Linked DNA regions of Mus musculus: all the other regions are linked to region 1. Evidence: chromatin loops called from intact Hi-C (ENCODE). Cell type or tissue: heart. All regions are shown on one strand.

The links. A loop is a pair of places that touch in the nucleus more often than their neighbours do. Peaks named below come from ENCODE experiments on the same cell type or tissue, not always from the same donor. Only the 100,000 strongest peaks of a DNase experiment are listed, where the experiment ranks them.
Region 2: a loop joins it to region 1, with 7 times the contacts of the local background. A loop is called at or near these places in 32 of 42 quality-filtered maps.
Region 3: a loop joins it to region 1, with 4 times the contacts of the local background. A loop is called at or near these places in 4 of 42 quality-filtered maps.

Annotation. Positions count from the first base shown.
Region 1 is chr1:131,708,527-131,716,526 of GRCm38, forward strand. Rab7b (RAB7B, member RAS oncogene family) reads left to right here. Exons shown (of 6, transcript NM_145509.3): 6 at 3,094-6,913. The coding sequence ends at 3,171. Among named protein-coding and RNA genes, the nearest start is that of Gm30104, 21 kb to the right of the region's middle. In heart, CTCF peaks have their summits at 11 (motif pointing right), 4,086 (motif pointing right), 4,297 and 6,582 (motif pointing left); DNase peaks (open chromatin) are centred at 10, 4,085 and 6,056; H3K27ac peaks cover 1,289 bases.
Region 2 is chr1:131,761,673-131,769,672 of GRCm38, forward strand. It overlaps Slc26a9 (solute carrier family 26, member 9), which reads left to right. Exons shown (of 21, transcript NM_177243.4): 13 at 34-140; 14 at 1,084-1,153; 15 at 1,243-1,335; 16 at 1,473-1,586; 17 at 2,122-2,403; 18 at 3,315-3,369; 19 at 4,212-4,354; 20 at 6,137-6,208; 21 at 7,529-8,000. The coding sequence ends at 7,576. Among named protein-coding and RNA genes, the nearest start is that of Slc26a9, 22 kb to the left of the region's middle. In heart, CTCF peaks have their summits at 2,175 (motif pointing left), 4,101 (motif pointing left) and 5,956 (motif pointing right); a DNase peak (open chromatin) is centred at 4,089.
Region 3 is chr1:131,977,907-131,985,906 of GRCm38, forward strand. It overlaps Slc45a3 (solute carrier family 45, member 3), which reads left to right. Exons shown (of 5, transcript NM_001177628.2): 3 at 1-292; 4 at 842-1,107; 5 at 3,385-5,066. The coding sequence ends at 3,822. Among named protein-coding and RNA genes, the nearest start is that of Slc45a3, 19 kb to the left of the region's middle. In heart, a CTCF peak has its summit at 3,940; DNase peaks (open chromatin) are centred at 3,925 and 5,285.

The DNA of each region.
Region 1 (8,000 bases):
AGGACTTCCAGCAGGTGGCGCTGGGATGTCCATTGTACTCAGGTGCCTACCCAGGACACTGGTGTCGAATGGGGCACATCTTTCAGCAGAATATTTATGCTTACAAATTAGAAATTTCATACCAACGTGTTACAGGATGGAACGTAAGATCCATATGGACTTTCATAAACATCTTTATATGTTTGCAAACAAATTTTGACATTCCCTCCAATGACCTGGCTCATTATTATTATTATTATTTAATCTCTTTTTACGGTCCAGTTGTTATTGCCCTCTCAGTCTGCCCTCTGACTGTTCCTCATACTATTCCTCCTCCCCTGTCTCCAAGAGGCTATCCCCACCTCACCAAAGCTCCCCATTCCCTGGGGCCTCAAGTCTTTCGAGGGTTAGGTGTATTTTCTCTCAATGATGCCACACTTCTCTCAGGCAGTCCTCCACTGTGTGTGCATTGGGGGCCTCAGAACAGCTATTGTATGCTTCCTGAGACCTGACCCTTCTTAGAGAGGTCGTGTTTTCCTTCACACCAAGCCTGGAGCTCAGAGGAGGTAATCAGAGAGTTGCCTCCTTCATGGGAAGGAGGGAGCCTCAGGCTGGGAGGGAGCTCTGCAGAATCCTGCCTCTACCTCTACTCGCTGTCTGTGACTTTACACAAGTCACATATCCTTTCTAAGCTGCCCTAGCTGCCCAGCATCAACAATGTCTTTCTTAGGGGACTTTTTTGTGAGGATTTTATATAGCACTGTAGAGAGAAGGCATCTAATTAAAGATGGCTGCTGTGAAGGGAAGCCATGCACAAGGGTTTTCAGCAGGAGAGCTGCATGCTGCAGAGTGGGTGGGCTCACTGGGTGACACAGTGAAGGAGGATATCAGACTGGGATGTGGGGATATTCCGGAAGCTTCCGTGAGGGCAGACTTCTGTCTCACATAACCCCAAACACTGACTCTTCTATTTAAGTATGCGTCCTAATTTTAAATTCTAATAATGCAAAGGAGAAATAGTCAATGCCCATCATATGAGGTATCTAAGGGCAGCTGATGCTCTGCTGAGACCCTATAAGGGAGGTCCGAGAAATGCTTTGGGAAGGAAGACTGGCCCTTGGGTGCCTTTGGGGACCCCCATTATCCGAGTACAGCAGTCGGACCTGATACCTGATAACAATTCCTGAGGCCACATTCATGGTTACGTTTGCAGCCGGGAGCCTGACCTGCACCTCGGTGCTGTGGAGAACATAAAAGCTGGAGGCATGGCCCTGTCCCTGGAGTATCTATGGAAAGGGGACTTGAGACAAGTCACAATTTACAGTTCTGTCTAGCATGTAGGAGGGCTATGTTCAAACCAGTGTAGCACAGCTGTGGACACACAGAGTAGGTACAAACCTGTTCCCACACTCACTCCTACATACAGCACTGTATGGGTGGAGCACTGTGTGGGTGGAGCACTGTGTGGATGGAGCACTGTGAGGATGGAGCACTGTGTGGGTGGAGCACTGTGTGGGTGGAGCACTGTGAGGATGGAGCACTGTGTGGGTGGAGCACTGTGTGGGTGGAGCACTGTGTGGATGGAGCACTGTGAGGATGGAGCACTGTGTGGGTGGAGCACTGTGTGGGTGGAGCACTGTGTGGGTGGAGCACTGTGAGGATGGAGCACTGTGTGGGTGGAGCACTGTGTGGGTGGAGCACTGTGTGGGTGGAGCACTGTGAGGGTGGAGCACTGTGAGGGTGGAGCACTGTGTGGGTGGAGCACTGTGTGGGTGGAGCACTGTGTGGATGGAGCACTGTGTGGATGGAGCACTGTGAGGATGGAGCACTGTGTGGATGGAGCACTGTGTGGGTGGAGCACTGTGTGGATGGAGCACTGTGTGGATGGAGCACTGTGTGGATGGAGCACTGTGTGGGTGGAGCACTGTGTGGATGGAGCACTGTGAGGGTGGAGCACTGTGTGGGTGGAGCACTGTGTGGGTGGAGCACTGTGTGGGTGGAGCACTGTGTGGATGGAGCACTGTGTGGATGGAACACTGTGAGAATGGAGCACTGTATTGTAGCTCTAGGACCAGCAAATATCACAGCAGGAAAGAACCTGGAACCTTTAAGAAGAAACCTTTCAGGGTAGAGAGATGGCTTGGTGGTTAACAGCACTTTCTGCTCTTCTAGAGGATCCATGTTTGATTCCTAGTGCCCATGTCAGGTCAGTCACAAGCATCAGCAGCTCTGGTTCCAGGGGATCTGACACCCCTGCCCTCTGCCCCCTGTGAGAACCATTACTCCTGCGCACACACCCACATGTAGACTCACACTGCTACACATGAAATAAACCCAGAAGCAGAACAGCTACCTTTCTGTCTATGTGACCCATGACCTTATCGCCTATAACCCTAATACCCAGGCAGAGGCAGGGAGACTGAGATTTCCAGGGATGGAGAGACCCTATCTTTTAAAAAAAGAAACAAAGAATGAAATTTATGGCTTTGAAGAACCCCCAGCCTTCTCTGAAGCCAAGGGATGAAGGCTCTTAGGAGGGGAGCCTGGTGGGCACCGAGGGGCTTGTTAGATGGAGAGGGGCCATCTCTGGCTGTTTGTTGTAACAGGAGCTTGGATCTTGGTGGAGGGGAAGAAAGGTGGCATGGGGACACTGAACTGATAGGGCAAGTCTCCCTACGCCTGGCGTGGTGACCAAGTGCCATCTGGGCTCCTCCAGACACTTAGCAAGAAAAGTGGAAAAGGCACAGAGAATGTTGGGGGTGGTGAAATTTTTGTGGGACAAGTATCCATCAAGGACAAGGGGTTGCCAATCACCTCCGCCCGAGCCCACCTGAGCCTCAGCTGTCCCTTCTGGGGAATGGGGAGCTTTGAGACCTGCCTGGAAGTCAGGCTTGAGCTCCTAAAATCCTTCCACCGAAATACTCTGGACTCCTGGGAAGGGGCAGGGCAGATCGGGAAAAGAAGAGAAGGTAGGAAGGCAGGGGCTTCCCCTCTGGGCCTCAGTTCCCCAACAATATCACAGAAAGAAGACGGAATGCCCAGCAACGGGGCCCATTGACTCTCAGGGCTCTTTAGACCTCAGGCTGTGAACACTGACTCCTCTCTCCTCCCCAGTACCAGGGCACCGCAGAGAACCACCTCATAGACTCCATCAAGCTCTCTCCAGGCCAGCCAAAGAGCAGATGCTGCTGATCTCGGCCTCCCTCCGGACTCCCGATGACAGCTGTGCAGCCATTCCAAGTGCAATCCCACCAGCCGGTACTCAGCTAGGAGGCTGGGGCACTGCAGCAGGAAAGAATGTCACAGGCAAATCCTGGCCCCAGAGAAATCACGGGCGTCTCCATGACTCAAGCTCCTCTTTCTCCTCTGCCTCAACACCGTCCTGCTCATCTCTGCAGACAAACTGCTCCCTTCAGCACCACGGACCGACAGGTTTGGATGGAGATGCAGGTCTGATTCCCTCAGCAGTCAGAACATGGACCGCTCCTGACAGGCAGAAGCCTACAGGCCTGAGACTTCCCACAGCTTCTTTCAGGGAGAGCTGAGGGAGCAAGATAAAAACAGTTGTACCTATTTCCTGGGTGCTCAAACAGCTCCCATAACTGACCAGGCCTCAGTGCGCCCTCTGCCAAATGAGAGTTCCCAAGGCTTCCCCATATCCTAGGGCGACTGAGAACCATAATCTTCATTTAAATCCCACGTGCTGGTGTGGACACACAGGCTCACTCCTTTGGAGAGTATTTTTGATGCCTTCGATGTACATTGCACTGAAGTCACCAGACACACAAAGCAGACATGAGTCCTTCACTCCCAGAAGCGCACCTGGAGAGAGAGGGCCAGCAGACATGAGCAAGACAGACAACAGCAACAAGGTACTGTTTTAGACAAAGGGGCCAAGAGGGCTTTCCTGTGACGGTGACCGTTGGGCTGGCAGCTGCAGGAAGAGCTACAGGAAGAACATGCCAGGAGAGGGAGCAGCTAGGCCAAGGCTCTGAGGCAATGGGCAGAGTGCTGCATTCCATTCCCTGAGGACTCAAAGCTGCTATCTCAGAGAAAAAAAGGCCAGGGATATCCTGTCCCCAGAAGGTACTTTGATCATTTGATGACTGGCCACTAGGGGGCAGAAGTGTCCTCTGCTTTTAGGCTGAGGAGTTCTGGGAACACTTGAAAAGCTGGTGTTTGTGTCAAGAAAATGGCTGAAGCTTGTTTCCAGGCTGTAGGAATGTTGAACCTGGGCTAGTTGGGTAAAAAAAAAAAAAAAAAAAAAAAATCAAATGTCTTGATTCAGGCAACAAATCGAAATCAGAGACAGATCCCAGAGCGAGGTACTTGGAGAGCTGTGGATTCTGTGTCCTGTTCATTTCAAAGCTAGAACCTATTTTTTTTTCCTTCTGTCTTCACACTGCACAGATAGGGTGGCTCATTCTGAAGGAGGTGGACAGAACGAACTTTCAGGGTCTTCAATGGTCAGGTTCATACCTCATGCCTTCCACAGACATTCCTGTCTCCACAGAAGTCTTCTTTCCTGAGTTCCAAGCAGATCCGAGGTGTCAATCTCTAGGAAGCCAGTCAGGGGGTAATAACTGGGGGTCTGGGGGCTCTGTCTGCACCCGCCTAGCTCTGAGGTATAAAGCAACTTACTAAGGACAGCAGTCACAGGAACAATGAGCCCTGCATCCTTCAGAGATGAACACTGTGCCCCCGTCACACATTGGTGTGGCTCTCCTGAAGTCAGACTGTGGAGGGATGTGTGTGGGGAGGTGTGCATTCGGCAGCACGATGAACATAAGGACCATATCTAAGGGTACGCAGCAAATAGTATGTGTTTCCATTGTTTATATCCTTTATGGGACAATAGTCCCTCTTGGTCAGTGATACCAGTCTCAGTTACCCATGGTCAACTGTGGACCAAAAATATTAAATAGCAAATCCCAGAAATAAATAACTTACAACTTTCAATGCACGTGTCATTTGAAGGAGTGTGGTGAACCGCTGCGCCATCCTACCCAGGTCAGTTGCCTTTGCTCTATTCTGTGCATCTAATCCAGCAGTTACTTTGTAGCTGTCTCAGATGTATCAACTGCCATCATTCCAAATGCCTCTATTAATAGTAACCAAAGTTACGCCACAATACCCATGTCACTATCTCATCACTGAGATACGCCATCATCTCATGTTGTCACATGAGGATAAGGTCGGGAACAGTACAGTATCTTTAGAATATGCATTTATAGCCTTTTATTACTTGTACAGACTCATGGTCATTTAATTTATTGTCAATTATTGTCCATCTCTTGCTGTACCTAATTTATTCATTATACTCTGTCATACGCTTGTGTGACTAGGAGGAAACATAGCACCTGGGGGCGGGATTAGTACTATGTAACTTTAGATATCTATGGGGGAGGGGGATGTCCAGGAGTTTCTTTGGACGAGAAGAGACTATGGTGTTTGCTTTTTAATTTTTTAAAAAAAAAAATCTATGTCAGCATAATTGGCATGTCAACGATGTTAAAGTGTAGGCAGTAAAAGCCACATCATTTCATTTCCAGGGCCCCGTAAAAAAGTGAGATTGTTCAAAAATTAAGACTTCAAGACAGCAATAACAGCATCCGACATTGGAGGTGAACCCTCCTGAGGACTCACCTCCCCGTGACGTGGTCCTGAGAAAGCAGTGAGCTTTCAGCTCAAACAACAGAGCTCTGGCCCGACCCTGCTGGACACACTGTAGCCTGAAGGGAAGGCTCTGCCACAGCCTTAAAGCACATGACATAGATTCTGTGTCCTCTTTAGAGTCATAGCACAGACTAAATATTCCAAATGGAAGCAGGGACCTGTGGGCCTGGAGACTCACAGATATCCTATTACAACTGGGAGATGTGCTGACCAATCCCCAGGGCAGAGTGAGCTGAGCTGACAACCAGACCCACAGTAAGGGTCCCTGCGAGCCACTGTAGCCCAACCATGAGTCACCCTGAGTTGGAGACTGGCCCTTAGCATCCATGCCAGCAGGCACAGGAACTTCACCCCACCACAGCGACATCTAAGTTGGGCGCGGTGGCAACATATCCCAGGCCCTCTTCATAGTCATCCCTTCAAGAAAAAGACCCCAGTCAACAGGATTCTATTGATCGGGCTCACCACAGCCTCGCTCAAGTGGAGCACCCTTGGCTGCTGGTCAACGGAGAACTCAGATCAGGACTCCCCGCAGCATGTATCCTTGGGGCTCGGGAAAAGAACAAAGCCAAATCTTATCACCAAACAAAGCAGGCTTGGACGTTAGGCCCTGCCCTCAGGGACTTGGGAAAATGCCCATTTCTGCTGCCGTTTGCTCCCACATAACAGAGCTTTTCTACTGCTGCCTGGTGGTTGGGCTGTCTATCCCTCGGCCACAGACAGCTTCTCAGGCTCTGCTTGCAGTCCCACACCGGCCTCTGGCACCCAAGAGCAGCCTTGTGTGCACTCTCTCTGTGCACATCACAGTGACCAACAGCAGCAGCTCGACTGGGACAGGAGAGCCACAGATGAGGACTTCTGTGGCTTTCACTTACCCTCGTCTCCCTCCCCCTGCTCCAGAGCAGTGCTGGGGAGCTGTTGGTTAGACACAGGTAGCTCTGGGATGAGTAGCGCCCACTACTGTTCGCTATGCTTCCTCTCCATGAAGACAGGGCCTGCTCTAGTTTTTGTTTTGAGAGAAGGGGTGCTTTTTGTTGTTTTTTATGGGGAGGGGGCTGATAGGTTTGTCTTTTGTTGTAGTTATTGATGCGCAGCCTTGAACTTGGTATTCTTCGGCCTCAGGCTCCCAGTTGCTAGGGTGGGCGTGTTTTGATTCACCGCACTCAGCTTTACAGACTGGCGGACAGTAGGGGATGGATGAGTTTTAGTGGACTACTGCCCATCTATTCTTTAAATAAATACATAAATGGATTTTACTAAGACCAAAACCTCATCACTTTTTTTTTTCACCATTTCCATTCTTTTGAGAATTTCATGTACTTATAAAATGTGCTTTGATGAAACCTGACCCCATTCCCTCCCTTTCCACACCTCCCCCATGTCCCACCCCCACATTTCCCTCACAACTTAATGTGTTCTCCCTTTAGCCTCCTTGGAGTCCATCTAGGGCTGCCTGCATATGTATAGGTGTAGATGCATCTACTGGAGCACGGGCAACCTCCCTCTTAGTAGCTGCATCCCTGGAGAAAACTAACTCCACCCCTCCACTCAGCTGACTGCCAATAGCCCTTCAGCTAGTGATGGGATTTCATGAGTCCCACCCCCACCCCAATCCTTGCTGGGATTTTAGCTGGCCTGATCTTATGTAGTCACAGCCCTGCACACAGCTATTCTTTTTTTTTTTTTAAGATTTTTTTTTCAATGTATATGAGCACACTGTCACTATCTTCAGACACACCAGAAGAGGGCGTCAGATCCCATTACAGATGGTTGTGAACCACCATGTGGTTGTTGGGAACTAAACTCAGACCTCTGGAAGAGCAGTCCGTGCTCTTAACCGCTGAGCCATCTCTCCAGCCGTTTAAGAACACAGTTGTTCTTAATCCAGGGTGTACTGGAATTCAGCAGCAAAATCATGTATATAATACCTTATGTAGTCTACCATAGAAAGTTTGCATAACAACTTCTACATAAGGAGAATTTAGGAGGATAAGTGAGAAATTAGTAAATGTGGGTTACCTTTCATGGGAAAGTCTGGGCAGGCAGGATCAAGTCTTTCCAAGGTATAGGCCTTCATTTTGAACTCCCAGGTCTTTAAATGTATTACTCAACCAACAATTAAAAGGAAGGGAAATGACAATTGGTAGAAGAGAGGGAGAGAGAGAGGAGGGGAAAGAAGTAGAGAGAAGTGTGATCAGGACCCACCAGGACTTAGCCTTGATGCCAAGGCTGATGGGCTGAATTCTAATTAGGGGGAGGGGAAGCACAAATCTCCAGGCCCATGTGCTGTGGCACAAATGCCAAGCTTCCATCCAGGTGAGAGCACCACAGTCATTCTTGGCTCT
Region 2 (8,000 bases), 53 kb after region 1:
CCCGGGCTGCCTTTGACATCCTTCTCCTCACAGTGTGTCTGGGTGGTGAGCTTCCTCTCCTCGTTCTTCCTGAGCCTGCCCTACGGTGTCGCAGTGGGTGTAGCCTTCTCCATCCTGGTTGTGATCTTCCAGACCCAGTTGTAAGTGACAACCCCGCCCCTCCCAGGCACAGTATGGGGTTGCTGGACCAGTCTGCAAGGGGACTCCCATGCCAAGACGTAGCATACATAGCACACTGTACATTCTGCCTTCTGGGCCCAGCACAGGGACATGCTACCAGACCTCAGAAGTACAGAGTTCGGCCAAGACAGTGGGCATAGACTAAGCTACCTAATTTCTGTACCCTAAAACCTCAGAGCAAACCAGCATGGTTTCAGAGGACTGGGGATGAGGGGAAGCAGACAGGAAAGAGTGAGTGAAACCCACCATCCCTCTAGAAACACTGAGAACCTCAGCTCAAATGGGACCCTACCCCGGGAACACTAGGTCAGAGGATGGACTCTGTGCTCTTCCTCCAAAAGTAGCCATCAGAGCAGGTGAGGCTGCCACAGAGGAGCTAAGTGGGCAACAATTGCCGCTGAGTGTTGGAGAAACCTTGTCTTCTTGTAAACTCAGAACCAGGGACTTACAGGCTTCTCACCTAAGGACTCTTCTTCCTTCTCCCCTGAGCCTAGTCTGGGGGCCACTTCAAAACATGCCTAGTGGTAGACCAGCCAGAGACATCAGACCCAGGTCCCCAGGGCAGAAAGACTAACAAGCCTACATAAGAGCAGGAGTCCCAGAGATGTAGAGATGGCTCAGAGATTAGGAGCACCGGCTACTCTTCCAGAGGTTCTGAGTTAAATTCTCAGCACCCACATGGTGGCTCGCAACCATCTGTAATGAGATCTGATGCCCTCTTCTAGGGTGTCTGAAGACAGTACAGTGGACTCATATACATAAAATAAATAAATAAATAAATAAATAAATAAATAAATAAATATTTTTAGGAAAAACAAAGAGCAGGAGTTCCGATCCAGCACCCGTATCGCTCTACCGTGTGAGCATCCATCCATACCCCCCTCTCTCCTCTTCTTCCTCTAGTCGAAATGGCTCCACACTGGCCCAGGTCATGGACACGGACATCTATGTGAACCCCAAGACCTACAACAGGGTACGTGATTCAAGCTTAGAACCTCCCTCCTTCACTCTGTCCCCTCCCCAAGACCTATCTGTGACCTGAGCTCAGTCTCTCTGTCACAGGCCCAGGAAATTGCGGGAGTTAAGATTGTCACTTACTGCTCCCCTCTCTACTTTGCCAACTCAGAGATCTTCAGGCAAAAAGTCATTGCCAAGGTAAGCCTCCATCCTTGCTGACCAGAAGGGCTGAAAAGAGAGTGACCAGAAGATGGAAGCAGAAAGGGGCTAGGCGCCAAGGGCAGGCCATCCCACAGAGGTACAGGTCGAGATTGCTGTTGGTCCTCTCCCCACAGACAGGTATGGACCCCCAGAAAGTATTACTCGCCAAGCAGAAATATCTCCGGAAGCAGGAGAAGAGGACGGCGATACCCACACAGCAGAGAAAGTCCCTCTTCATGAAAACCAAGGTGAACTATGGCCTGGACCAGCTCCAGGCCCATTCTTAACTTGACCCTAACTCCCAGCCTGCAGCACCGTGAGAGGGAGGCAGGAAGTCTCTGGGAGCACTTGCTGGGAGCACTGATGGTCACTCTTCTAGGGGAAGGCTGTCAGCTCCTGGGTACCAGTGCACCCCATCTTCAATGGGAATTTTCTAGGTGGCCAGGCTGTGTGAGAGTAGAAGTATAGGAGAAGCAGGCAGACATGGGTAAATGCACTGGGAACCCTGCTCTCATCCTCTCTCTTATTCTCTCCCTTGTTCTCTCTCTCTCTCTCTCTCTCTCTCTCTTTCTCTCTCTCTCTCTCTCTCCTCAAGCAGAGCAGCCAAGGCTTCAGGCTTCTTCTTCAGGTTCTTGCCACTTGGGTTGGAGAGACAAGCCTGCAGGCCTCCATAGGAAGGGCTTTAGGAGAAACCTGTATTCACCACCAAGCTGAGACGTTGCTCTCCTGCCTCTGCTTGGCGTTCAGTGCCAAGGTCCTGACTGCCCCCCTTTCCACCCACAGACGGTCTCTCTACAGGAACTCCAACAGGACTTTGAAAGTGCTCCCTCTACTGACCCCAACAACAACCAAGCTCCTGCGGCTGAGGCTCACATATCCTACATCACCTTCAGTCCAGACGCCTCCACAGCTGCTGCATGTGAGCTGCCCGCCTCCACTCGGTCCCCCCAGGAGGCTAGTGACACTCTAGCCAGTGTGCCGCCCTTTGTCACCTTCCACACTCTCATCCTTGACATGAGTGGAGTCAGCTTTGTGGATTTGATGGGCATCAAAGCTCTCGCCAAGGTGAGGCTCCGTAGGGTGGGAGGAGCTTGTGTGGACAACTCCTGTCCATTTCCCTCCAGGCCCTCATTTGAACTAGCCGAGGGAGGTTCCAGACCCTAGGGACTCCTTGCCCCCAATGCAAACAGAGTGGACACACTCTTCAGTGCAAGTTGAGGACACTGAAGCATTGGAGTGAGTTCCCTGAGCCTCAGCACACCCACCAAGACCATCCTGCATTCTTTATCGAGTTATCAGTCCCAGACCACACCTTGGGTCCTCTGACTGAGGCCATTGGTCCTGCTGCCCACACTCACCAGTGAAGCCAGGAGAGAAGACACCATAGTACCTGCCGTGTACTAACACATAGGTCAAGCAGGCAGCCTGAGGATGCCAAGAATACAAGGGTCACTCTGATCACTCTTCAGTGGCCCTGCCAATGCCAGGTTGACAGCGAGCCTCAGAGAGGCCCCAGTGAAGGCAATCCAGGAGAGCAGAGAGGCTCAAAGCAGTTGATGTCACTACCAGGCAGGGACAGTGAAGGCCCTTCTCTGGTGTTGAGCTCAACTGACTTCTCTAGGTTGGACAATGAGGTGGAGACCTTCACTGAAAGCTTGCCTCATGGAACCTTGGTTCTGAACACTGAAAGCAAAGGTCTGGCCCTTAAAACAGGTCATGGTAACTTGAAGTGTCTGCCACACTGGCAGAGCCCCATTTCCGCTCCACTCCTCAGAGAGGCCTTGGGCCAACACTCCAGAGAGACCTAGGGTGCTCTCTGCCACTCATGCCTGTGGCTGCCAGGGCCCTCAGGATTGCTTGTCTGTTTGGCTTCCCCTCTGAAGTGTGTTTCATGAGTCGTTTTTAAGACCCACTCAAAACATTCCTTTCCTTTCTTTTCTCCCATTTCCTTCCCCTCCCTTCCCCAACTCCTCTAGCTAAGCTCCACCTATGAGAAGATCGGAGTCCAGATCTTTCTGGTAAACATCCACGGTAAGAAAACTGGGGGTCAGGTGGGCATTTAGGGGACCAGAGGCTGGAAAGGGATGCAGTGGGGACGGGTGAGCAGGTGAGCATCCTGTGGGCGGGGTATGTTCATGCCATTGAGAGTAGATAGAATTATATTCTGTTCACCCTAGTTTGTGTGTATGCTGAACCTAGCCAGCCAAGTCACTTTCTCCATCTTGGGGTTCATTTCCATACATAAAAAAATCGGGGTGGGGGTCGACTGGTTGAACTTGGGATCCTTTCCAAATCAGAAGGTTCATGGATCTGTTTTAGCACAGAAAACCCACATGCCCTGGCTTCCCAGAGACTTGTCTCCAAAGGGTGCTTTAAGCAGCCTCAAGGACATGTCTCCAAGCAAAGGACACTCGCTGCATTTGCACATATGCCAAGGGCAAAAAACACACAGAGACCAAGAGAAATATGAAGGGGATGCATACACATCCAGATGCCACCCAGCAGGGCTCTTCAAGGGCCCCATAAAGAGCACATTCATAACTCTTACCCCCGTGACCACTCCCCAAAAAACCATCTCCAGAATGTGATCAGAGTAAGGGCTCAGCCACATGTTGGAAGTTTGAGGAAAGAGGAAGACTGGGCCTTGAGGGCTGGAATTGGCAGCCATTTCCACGTGGATGTATTAACCTTTCCTTGACAAGCAACAACATCGCAAATCTAACCACTTCCTTCTGGTCGGGCTCATACTGCCCTCTGCCGTCCAGAACTGATACTGCAGGGCCAATTGTCCGCTTTCCCCCACCAGCCCCTCCCACCAACTCCAATCCACCAAGGCTGTTAGTTATCTTTTCCTGTTACCTGCCTTCTTACAGCCCAGGTGTATAATGACATCAGCCACGGAGGTGTCTTTGAAGATGGGTGTGTACAGCGCAGTCACGTGTTCCCCAGCATCCACGATGCAGTCCTCTTTGCCCAAGCAAATGCTAGAGAAGCCCCAGACCGCAACTTCCATGGGGTAAGTCTTCACGCCTAGAGAATCCTAGGTTCCAGCTCTCACAAGCAGGAGGACAAACGGACATCAGAAAGAACTGGAGATGGTTTAAGTTCCAATACCAATTCTGCCGTCTAGTTCTTTTGAATCTCGGGTCCCTGTCTATAGAATGGCACCGCCAACCATTGCCTGCCACACTAGGCTTGTTTCTGTTTAGGATTAAGTGATAATTATGCATCTGACATAAAGATTTGATGTTATTGATTGCTACTTATATATGCTGTCTCGCCTCCCACCACCTTCACTTTTTTTGGTAGTGGTGGTGGTGCCCTGGCTTGGAAATTTCAAGCTAAGGTGAATAGAGAAGCTGAGTTTTGTCTCAGCCTCTCAGCATTTAATTTACTAGCTCAGTGAGTGGTATGAGAGGAAGACATAAATAATTCTGTCTAAAATTTCAGAAATCTGAAGAGTCTGACCTAGCCACCCTTCACCTGCAGGTCCTGGAAAACTAGGGACCTAATTCCTGAGCCTTGTCCACAGGGACTCTTTTTATTATTAGATATTTTCTTTATTTACATTTCAAATGTTACCCCCTTTCCTCATTTCCCCTCTGAAAACCCCCTTATCCCATCCCCCCTCCCCCTGCTCACTAACCCACCCATTCCTGCTTCCCTGTCCTGGCATTCCCCTACACTGAGACATAGAGCCTTCACAAGGCCATCCTCTGCCACATATGCAACTGAAACCTTGAGTCCCTCCTTGTGTACTCTTTGATTGGTGATTTAATCCCTGGGAGCTCTGGGGTTACTGGTTATTTCATATTGTTGTTTCTCCTATGGGCCTGCAAACCCCTTCAGCTCCTTGGGTCCTTTCTCTAGCTCCTCCATTGGGGACCCTGTGCTCAGTCTAATGGATGATTGTGAGCATCCACTTCTGTGTTTGTCAGGCACTGGCAGAGCCTCTCAGGAGAGAGCTATGTCAGGCTCCTGTCAGCAAGCACTTGTTGGCATCCACAATAATGTATGGATTTGGTGATTGTATATGGGATCAATCCCCAGGTGGGACAGTCCCTGGATGGCCTTTCCTTCAGTCTCTGCTACACACTTTGTCGCTGTATCTCTTCCCATGGGTATCCATGGGACTCTTAAGAGTCCTTGTTATTTGTCATTACACCAATGACATCCAATTATTACACTTTAAGTGTAATATATGGTTTCAGTCTTTTGCATTTATTTAATGTGCATATATGTGTGTATAGACAAACACATCATGTCATGCATGTGGAGGCCAGAGGACAACCTATCCCTGTCCTTCTACCATATGGGTCCTGGGGATCAAATTTGGGTTCCTCAGCTTGGTGACAAGTGCCTTTACCCACTGAGCCATCTCTCTCACCCTTGTTTTAATATTTGTAAATAATTTATATTGCATACATTCTCTGCTTATCTATTATAAATCTTTCTCTCTCTCTCACACACACACACACACAATGCATACACACTCCTTACAATAGTGCGGTGAAGGAGAAAGCCAGCAAAAGGAGTTTGAATATTCTACCTTTACAGAACTCCAAAGAAAAGGAATCCCAAGGCCAAGCAACCTGCACCTCCTTGCCTATGATACTCACAAGGGGGCAGGCCTTGTGCACATCTGCCTCTAGCTGTGCTGTATCATGAGGCAGAGGAGGGCCAAAGATGGGAAAGGAGGAAACATGGGGTCCTCTAGAGCCTGCCCCCTTCCTGCCACCGTGCATCCACTGATGCTCTGATCTCTGAGCTCATCCTGCACCCGCTTCCTTCCCTTCAGGCTCCAGGGGATACTGAGTTCTCCTTGTATGACTCAGAAGAGGAAGGTCCCAGCTATTGGGACTTAGAACAGGTGAGTAGAGGGGCAAAAGGTGAGGGAGGAGAGAAATCCTGCTTCCATCTCAGGGGTTTGCTGGCTGTCTCCTCCAGCTCAGAGCTGTAACCTTGAAGGTGGCAAGGTGTCACCTGTCTTTTAATAATGACTCTTCTTAGCATCAATACACACAGGGGGCAGGGGTATCCTATGGAATGAGGTAGCCTCTGTAATAAGTCCTAGGGAATTGTTACTGGGGGTTTGTTTGTTTGTTTGTTTGTTTGTTTGTTCTGAGACAGGGTTTCTCTGTGTAGCCCTGGCTGTCCTGGAACTCAATTTGTAGACCAGGCTGGCATTAAATTCATAGAGATCCACTTGCTTCTGCATCTGGAGAAATGAGATTACAGTCTTGTGCTACCATGCCTGGCTAAGAATTGCTATCTATTCTTAACTCTCCAGTGTACCAAACCTGTGATTGTTGATGCCTCCATGAGACCACTGGGCCTGTTGTTATTATCTGTAAAATAAGAGTCATTTTTGGTAAACATGTGCCCTGCAAGACTGGCAGGAGGGGCTACTCATCTTTCATTAATTCATGAGGTGTTTTTGGAACACCTCCCACTTGCCTGACACTGTTGCAAGTGGGCATATGCAGCAATGAACAAAGGCCCCCGTTCTTTAGAAACTGCATACTGGGAGAATCAGATGACGTAGGAGTTATTATTGCAACTGGATAGGCATTTAAAACTAGAAGCTATGCAATACAAACTGCTACTGTCCTCTTGGGGTTTGTGGAATTTATCACCATTCTAGTGGCCCGAATTAAAGAAAGCAGGTGACTACATTTAGAGAAATATGGCCTAGGGTCTGTTAAACTAGTATCTCTCTTCCCAGCCTTTCCTTGTTTGAGTTCCATGGTCCTCTGAGTGCTGGGAGCAAGAGCAACCTAAGAGCTAACAGGCTCACTCATGAGCTCTCTTAGAACTCCAGCACATTAAAAAGAAGAAGAAGAAGAATTAAAGACCTAGATGGGACAGAAATGATACAGCTTCTCTAGTCTTGACACTGGTGTTAATTCTTAAAAAGCAGAGCTGACACTGGAGAAGAAAGTCCCAAAGATCACACACAGCATGGCTGGGAGGAACACAGTTCACAGTTAGATGCTACTAGCCCTTTCTCCCATCACCCAGTATTAGTTCATGTCTTATGCTAGCCTGACTCTCCCCTGCTCACCTGCAAATACAGTCTCGGGGTGCTTCATCCTGGCCCGTGGTACATAGTCACTTCTTGGTTGCAGTCACTCTAACTCCAGCAGATCTAGTCCTCTCCCCTCACCCATCCTTCCTGTGATCTCTGCAGGAGATGTTCGGGACCATGTTTCACACAGAGACCCTGACTGCCCTGTGAGGACCCATTTGGTTCCCATATTTCCTCCTGAGGGCCTGGCATCTGGAATTTCCATGGATGATACACTCGGGATTGCAGGAGTGACTGAGAGAAGAGTATGTCTGCCAAGATGCTAGAGCCTCTCTCAACTCTTTGTTTTCTCTTCCACCTTTCCCTCTCTCCCTGTCTCCCCGGGAGAGAGCCATCTCAGCCTCTGCAGCTGGATGAGCAAGCTCTGACAAGGATGAGACTCTGGTGAACCCATCTCATCACCTCCCCCTTCCCACTCAAGCCTGGGCCAACTATAAGCTCATACCTCCCATCAACGCAAGCCCCACCCCATGGCAGCTGACTTCCAGCCTTTAGAGTGAGCTAAGAACAGAATGATAAGAGCACCTGTGCTAAGCTGGACTGCAGTTCAAATGTATCTGTGTCCTGAGTGATT
Region 3 (8,000 bases), 270 kb after region 1:
CTGGGCCCACCCGAGCCGGCAGAAGGGTTGTTGGTCTCTGCCGTGTCGCGCCGATGCTGCCCATGCCACGTTGGCCTGGCTTTCCGGAATCTGGGTACCCTGTTTCCCCGGCTGCAGCAGCTGTGCTGCCGCATGCCTCGCACCCTACGCCGACTCTTTGTGGCTGAGCTGTGCAGCTGGATGGCACTTATGACTTTCACACTGTTCTACACGGACTTCGTGGGAGAGGGGCTGTACCAGGGTGTACCCAGAGCCGAGCCAGGCACCGAGGCCCGGAGACACTATGATGAAGGTGAGTCTTTAGCACCAGTGGAAGCTGCTATTGGCGGCTGCCCTGCAGAGGACAGGCCAGGGTTGGGAGATGCTCACAGCCTGGGTGACTCTACCCTGGGTGACTCTACCCTGGGTCCCAGCTCCCCGTCAGTAAAGGAAAAAGGATCTCTCTATATGCAGTAGCTCATGAACACTGCTGCTGCTGTCTTGGTGACTCAGTAGGGCTTCTAGGTCTATGTGGCTCCAGTTCCATTGGGTCCTGTGCTCCCTGCTTGCTTTCCAGTAACTCACCATGCCTTCTAGTTCAGCATTCCACAGAACTGTCTTAGAGCCAGTGTGGGGGCTGTTTTGTGATCCCCCCACCCTTACATACCTTGTACTTCTTCCCTGGAACATCTTCCTCTGCCCTTTGTCAACAGCCCTGGTCACCTTCACTAATTACAATCTAGATGCTGTCGTCCTTGCAGGCAGGTGGGGAGGGCCCCAGGGAGCAGATGCCCATGGCTACTAGTCTCTAGCTCCCCCTAGATTGTGTAGGGTCCTTACCCCACTTCTTCCCTACCTCCAGGCATTCGAATGGGCAGCCTGGGGCTCTTCCTGCAGTGTGCCATCTCCCTGGTCTTCTCCCTGGTCATGGACAGGCTGGTACAGAAGTTCGGCACACGGTCAGTCTATCTGGCCAGTGTGATGACCTTTCCTGTGGCTGCCGCTGCCACCTGCCTGTCCCACAGCGTGGTGGTAGTGACAGCCTCAGCTGCCCTCACCGGGTTCACCTTCTCGGCCTTGCAGATCCTGCCTTACACGCTCGCCTCCCTCTACCACCGTGAGAAGCAGGTACTCCCATTGGCTAGTACAGGGTGGGGGCGGCCTGAGTATGTGGCGTCTGACAAGTGATGTTGGAAAAGACTTGGATCTCTCTGACCAGAGAGGACAGCTGGGGCCAGAGGCTACAGCCGCTGAAGAAGGGTAGATTCTAGGAATGACTTCCTGGCTTTAGAACTAGAAAGCACTTGAGTGGATGATTGCAGGAAGTGCTGAGTCCCTCACTAGGAATCTTGAACAATAAGCATACAGCGGAAGTCCTTTATTCTGGGCTGTATTATTATATCCAGAGGTAGAGTGTGGGTCCCTGGCGTGTGGCTGTGGCAGGTGGCAGTGGAAATGGCCTGGCCTTAGCTAATCTTTGCTAAGAGAGGCAATGTGATGGATCTGTATCCTGCTTGCTGCAAGATGGCGGAGGCTTCTTTCTTCCTGCCCCTCTTTCTAGTTTACCTTCTAATCCTCTGTGTCTCTCTGTCCCCCACCCACCCACTCCTCTCCCTGCTTTCCTCCTTTGCATCCATCCTTTTCCTCAATCCCTTCAGTGCATATCTGAGCCTGACATACTAACTTCGTTTACCTGAGCTTAATAAGCTGGGGAGGGGGAGGAGAGGCCGGGGCGCTGGCACCTTAATCCACACTAACCAGTTCCTGCAGAAGGCCCTCTTCCTTGGCAGGCTTCCTGACTTAGACAGCGTGCTCACCCTGTCTCCAGCACTGTCCTCCCTGAGCTTTAAGGACCTGGATTCAGAACTCCATCAGAAGAAGCACAAGTTGGTGTAGCTTAGGGAAGAGACCACAGGCCTTCCCCTTCTAGAGTTTTCAGAGTTAGGAAAGACCTGGCCCTGGCCCACAGCTTGTTCAGCAGTAATTTGCAGGGGTGTGGTGGGGGGTGGGCTGGTAATGGGAACCTGGTCCTTCCTGTTGACTCTTTTTTTTTTTAAAGATTTATTTATTTATTATATGTAAGTACACTGTAGCTGTCTTCAGACACACCAGAAGAGGGCATCAGATCTCGTTATGGATGGTTGTGAGCCACCATGTGGTTGCTGGGATTTGAACTCTGGATCTTTGGAAGAGCAGTCGGGTACTCTTACCCATTGAGCCATCTCACCAGCCCTGTTGACTCTTATGGAGCTCTGGGCTGGGGCTTTAAAAGCTGCTGTCCAAAGATGAGGCTTGAGCACCTGTGGTTATACCAGGAGTAGCCTTCCTCTCTGTACTGAGGAACATGTCTGTCCTGGGGACCTTTCTAGTAGCCAGCCTTAGTGGCCTTTCCTTGGATGGCAGGCAGGAATAAAAGGGTCTATAGCAGTAGCTGGGGACAGGCTTGGTCCTGCATACTGTCCAACTGTCCTTTGCCACTTCCTGAGTTATGGGATGAGCTGATGAGTTGTGGGTTTCTCTGGTACTGCCTGGGAGCTTCCAGCTCTCTGTTGCAACCAGCTTCATCAGCCTTCTGTGTTAGACACCGCCTGGCACAGGGACCAGTATGGGGTAAAACCTTGTCTTGTTATTCAGTAGGAAGCCCCAGGCCATTGGGGCTTAGGGTTGGTGGAGGGGGGTGGTGACCCTACAGGCATGTGTTCTCTAGTCCCTGGCAGCCTACAGGAAGAAATTGAAAAATGTCAGGGTCAGGCAGCTGGGCTGTGGAGGTCAACAAGAAAAAAAAAAAGTTCTCCCTGCTGCCTCTCCCTTTTGTAGGCCCAATTACTGGGCTCTCCCTGGCCAAAGGCAAAGGCCAAGGCAGTGACCTCGTGTTGAACAGTTATCTCTAGCAGGCCTGGATCCTAGAGGGGCAGGACAGTGAAGACTTCCCTATGGCCCAGTGGAAGGAAGGGTGTGCAGGGGGTTGAGGTAGTCCCTGTGGAACTTGGGACCTCGAAAGCACCTCCTTTGTTTGTTTGTTTGTTTGTTTGTTTTTGTTTCCCCCTCTGTTCTTCTGTCTCTATTCTGTCTCAGTTTCCTATCTTTTCTAGAGGGCTCTGCACTTTTCTCAATCTGTGGATCTGAGTTGACTGACTCCTTGTGTATTCTAAGAAAAGCTAGAATAGACTTCAGGCTGTTTCCCCAACCATGTTAAGGGGGTGGGGGGTGGGGGTGGAGAGTCTGCTTGGAATCCACACCAAGTAGCACCTCCTTAGGTTTTGGATTTTTTTCCCCCCCCTGAAAGCCAGTTGCCTGGTTTCCTATAGCCCCTGATTAGAGGCAGTGAGGGCCTGTTGTCATATACGGGAATCCCCGCACCTGAATACACACCTGTCTTTGTTTCCTTTTTATCCCCACCCTCAGGTGTTCCTGCCCAAATACCGAGGGGACGCTGGAGGTAGCAGCGGTGAGGACAGCCAGACAACCAGCTTCTTGCCAGGCCCTAAGCCAGGAGCTCTCTTCCCCAATGGACACGTGGGCTCTGGCAGCAGCGGCATCCTGGCCCCTCCACCTGCACTCTGTGGGGCCTCTGCCTGCGATGTCTCCATGCGAGTGGTGGTGGGTGAGCCACCTGAGGCCAGGGTTGTTACGGGACGGGGCATTTGCCTGGACCTGGCCATTCTGGACAGTGCCTTTCTGCTGTCCCAGGTGGCTCCGTCCCTGTTCATGGGCTCCATTGTCCAGCTGAGCCACTCTGTCACTGCCTATATGGTATCAGCTGCAGGCTTGGGTCTGGTCGCCATTTACTTTGCTACACAGGTAGTGTTTGACAAGAACGACTTGGCCAAATACTCAGTGTAGAATTGTGTAAGGCATCAAAGAGAGGGTCTGCCTCATGGGTTCTCAGCCCTTAGAGGGCTGCAGAGCTGGCCTCTCCAGGTCTTTGTCGCCTAAGTGGCTCTCTGCTGCCACCCTAAGGCAGTGAGGTGTATTGTTGCACAGATAGGAGCCAGAGCTTTCGGGGCTCTGGCTTCAGAGTCTGGCTGGCCTACTGGCAGCCTCTCGCATGGAAGTCATTCTGAAGTTCTGCAGGGATTGAAATGTGGTCTGTTCAGGTGTCCTGTATCAAGGCTCCAGGTTAACAGCTAACCTCCTGCTTAAGTCACCAGAGGGAGGATTTGGGGGACCTGAACAAACTTCCCTCCAAGTCCCTTGACCAGATTCTGCCACTGTTGCTCTTGCATGGGAGTTTCTTGTAGGATGCTCTCCTCCACAGGGTTTGGCAGGGTGGAAGTTGGAAGGAGGAACCCTAGCAGGCAAGATGAAACCCCGTGATCTACAGCACTGCCTTTCTGCTGAGTCTCCCACCCCCCACTTGTTTCAGGAAATGGCTCAGCTTGTTGGCCACAGAGACACAGGCCTTTAAATATTTAATTTATTATTTATTTAACAAATGAGAAGAAAATTCATTCCCAGCCTTTTTATGTTGTGCCTAGGAGTTGAGTAGGGTGGGATTCCCCAAAACTGGGTCCCCTAAAATAGCTGGTCACTGTGTTAGATATTGCCAGACTCCTCTTCTGGGGTGATAGATATGGTCCCCCAAACTGCTCAGCCCAGTACCTCGGGCAATCTCTTCATCCTAATTGAGAGCCATAAGATGTTCCTGCTCAAGGATTGGGACCCAAGGTCTCCACAGCATACCAAATCCCAATTCTCTCTTGACCCAGTTTGGTTCCCTGATTGCCCACTTCTCCCTATGGGAAAGGACTGTGAAGAGATTGCCCTTCCAAGTCTGTCCCCTGGCTCCAGGACCTCTCTATGGGGCTTTCTGAATCCTAAGCACAAATGTGGTTCCTTAGGCTTCTGCCCATCTCAGCCTCTGGGGCATATCTGTCACAGCCTGGGGAATCTCACACAAACTCAGGAGTACTCCCCGCCAGAGCCAGTGAGCTCATCACGTCGAGGGGGATTTCAGTGCTGATTGCAATAATGTTATCTATGTCTTATTTATTTAGCAGAGTAAATATTTTATACCGTATGTGATAAATCAGAGTATAATGTTTATGGTGATGAAATTAAAAGCTTCGTATATGTTTACTTGATATGTGTTTGTCTTTTCTGTATGAGGAGGAGGCCATTCTAAAATCAGCCTCACTCTGTTCCTGGGGGACTCTTAGCTTTGGCAGCGTCAGTTCCCATGTGTGGCCAGCAGGTGGAGCCATGGGCCAGGTACAGGCATAGGGACTGAAGGTAGAGACAGGAAGAGTCTTAAGTGCAACACTGTGCAGTTTTCTGCTTCTCCAGGGGTCACTGAAGATGGAGCGTTCACAGTGAGGACAGTTGGCGTGTGGAGGCAGGATTTCAGTAGTTGCCATGGCAACGTTCTTTCACATCATACCCTCACCTGGTCCAGCTCAGTCCTTCCTGCCTTGCCCTCTCTCTGAGCTCTCCAACCCAGACATTCCTGCCCCTGACATTCTAGAGTGGTCAGCACAGTTAATACCCACACGAGGGCTCGTTTTACTTTTGAAAAGGTTTCTATGGGACTGGAGAAGATGGCTCAATGGTCAGTGCGTACTATTCTTGCAGAGGACCCAAGCTCAGCTCCCAGCACCTGTACCAGGCGGCTCAAAACTGCCTGTAACTCCAGTCCCAAGTGATCTGATGACCCTCAGACTTCATCATACAGACATACACATAAATGACAATAAAATATTACAAAACAAAGTCCTCTGTATTATCTAACTTTATTGTGAAAATTGTCAAACAGTATGTGTGGTATAACCAGACCCCGGCTTCGCAACTCAAAAATCGGTTCCTTTCCAGGGGTTAGTTCTTAAAATTCTCTGCTATGCCATTTTATTTCACTTGTAAAACTTTGGTATGTAGCTCCAAGAGAAGTATTCTGGGTGGGGAGATTGCTCAGTGGCTAAGAGCATTTGCTGCTCTTCCAGAAAACCGGAGTTCTGTGCCCAGCATTCACAAGTTCTTGTCATTCCAACTCTAGGGGGCTGAACACCCTCTTTCTGCCTCTGCACACACACACACACACACACACACGCACACACACACACTCAAACACCACAGTTTAAAAGAAGACTGTTTAATTACTTGCCTGTATGCCATGTTATCTAATGGAGCATAGGGTAATTAATTATTCAGGTCATGTACAGCTAGCTGCCAAAGGAGAGTGAGTGTCAGTGCTGCTTGGTGTGGTGGTTTGAATAAGAGTGGCCCCTCTAGGCTCATATACTCAAATGCTTGGTCATCATGGAATGGCACTACTTGGAAAGAGTAGGAGGTGTGTGTGGCCTTGTTGGAGGAAGTGTGTCACTGGGGGTGGGGGTGAGGAGGGCTTTGGGGTCTCCAAAGCTCAAGCCAAGTCCAGTGTTGTTCTCTTCCTGCTGCCTACAGATCCAGATGTAGAACTCTCAGTTCCTCCTCCATCATTATGTCTGCCTGCATGCTGCCATGCTTCCTGCCATGATGATAATGGACTAAACCTCTGAAGCTGTAAGCCAGCCCCAATTAAATGTTTTCCTTTATAAGAGTTGTTATGGTCATGGAGTCTCTTCACAGCAATAAACACTGATAGTTGGTTTAAAACAGGCCCTAGTTTATATACATTACCTCTAGTTGCTTTGCTAAATTGTTTCCTGCATTCCTGGGTGTCTGTCCCCCTTTTTATTATTTTTAGCCTGCCATTTAAGAGTCCTGGGATTTTTCTGAAGTGTTGCCCACACTCCATATTGGCCTGGCTGTTTCCTCAGGTCTGCTTAAGATGGTCCTCTTTTTTCTTTTTGTGGTGCTGGGAATTGAACCCAGGGCCTTGGGTATTCTGGTGAGTGCTCTATCACTGTGCTATGCCCCCAGCCTTAAGGTACTCCTCCCGCACCCCCATAGGCTGCCAATAAGATAGAGGCTTGGCTAGACTCAGGGTTTATTTTGGTAAGACTGTATCACAGGTGGTCCTTTCTGTAAGCATCCTTCATAGGTATAAAATGTCTTCCTGCCCTATGTTTTGTTTTTCTGGTGTGTGTGTGTGTGTGTTTAGAGTTTCCCACCAACCTTCCATCTAAGCCACTGGAGATTATTGCCAAGGTCTCCTCCCCTCCCCTCCCCTCCCCTCCCTTTCCTTTCCCTTTTCTTTTTTTTTTTTTTTTTTTTTTAAAGATTTATTTATTACATGTGAGTACACTGTAGCTGTCTTCAGACACACCAGAAGAGGGCATCAGATCTCTTTACGGATGGTTGTGAGCCACCATGTGGTTGCTGGGATTTGAACTCTGGACCTTTGGAAGAGCAGTCGGGTGCTCTTACCCACTGAGCCATCTCACCAGCCCCCACCTTTCCCTTTTCTTTCTTTCTAAGATTTGTTTGTTTTATGTATATGAGTACACTGTCTCTATCCTCAGACACCCCAAAGAGGTTTTCAGGTTTCATTACAGATGGTTGTGAGCCACCATGTGGTTGCTGGGAGTTGAACTCAGGTCCTCTGGAAGAGCAGTCAGTGCTCTTAACCACTGAGCCATCTCTCCAACTTCAAGGGTCTCGTTTCTTCAGATGTGAAATTACACCCTTCAACCTCTCTCAGTGTCTGTCTCTATTTTTCACTCTTATATTTTGTCCCCCCCCCCTTCTCTCTATAGCCCTGACTGGCCAGGATCGTGCTCCATAAACCAGCTCAAAGATCCATCTGCCGCTGCCTCCTTAGTGCTGGGATTGAAGGGGTGTGCTACCACTGCCTGGCATATCTCTAAAAGAGAGAATCTTTTTTTTTTTTTTAACTTGTTTATTTATTATATGTAAGTACACTGTAGTTGTCTTCAGACACCCCAGAAGAGAGTGTCAGATCTCATTACAGATGGTTGTGAGCCACCATGTGGTTGCTGGGATTTGAACTCAGGACCTTTGGAAGAGCAGTCAGTGCTCTTAACCGCTGAGCCATCTCACCAGCCCAAGAATCTTTTTGAAAACTCACTTAAGGTCTGGAGAAATGGCCCAGAGGTTAGGCAAGCACCCTTGCTGCTCTTGTAGAG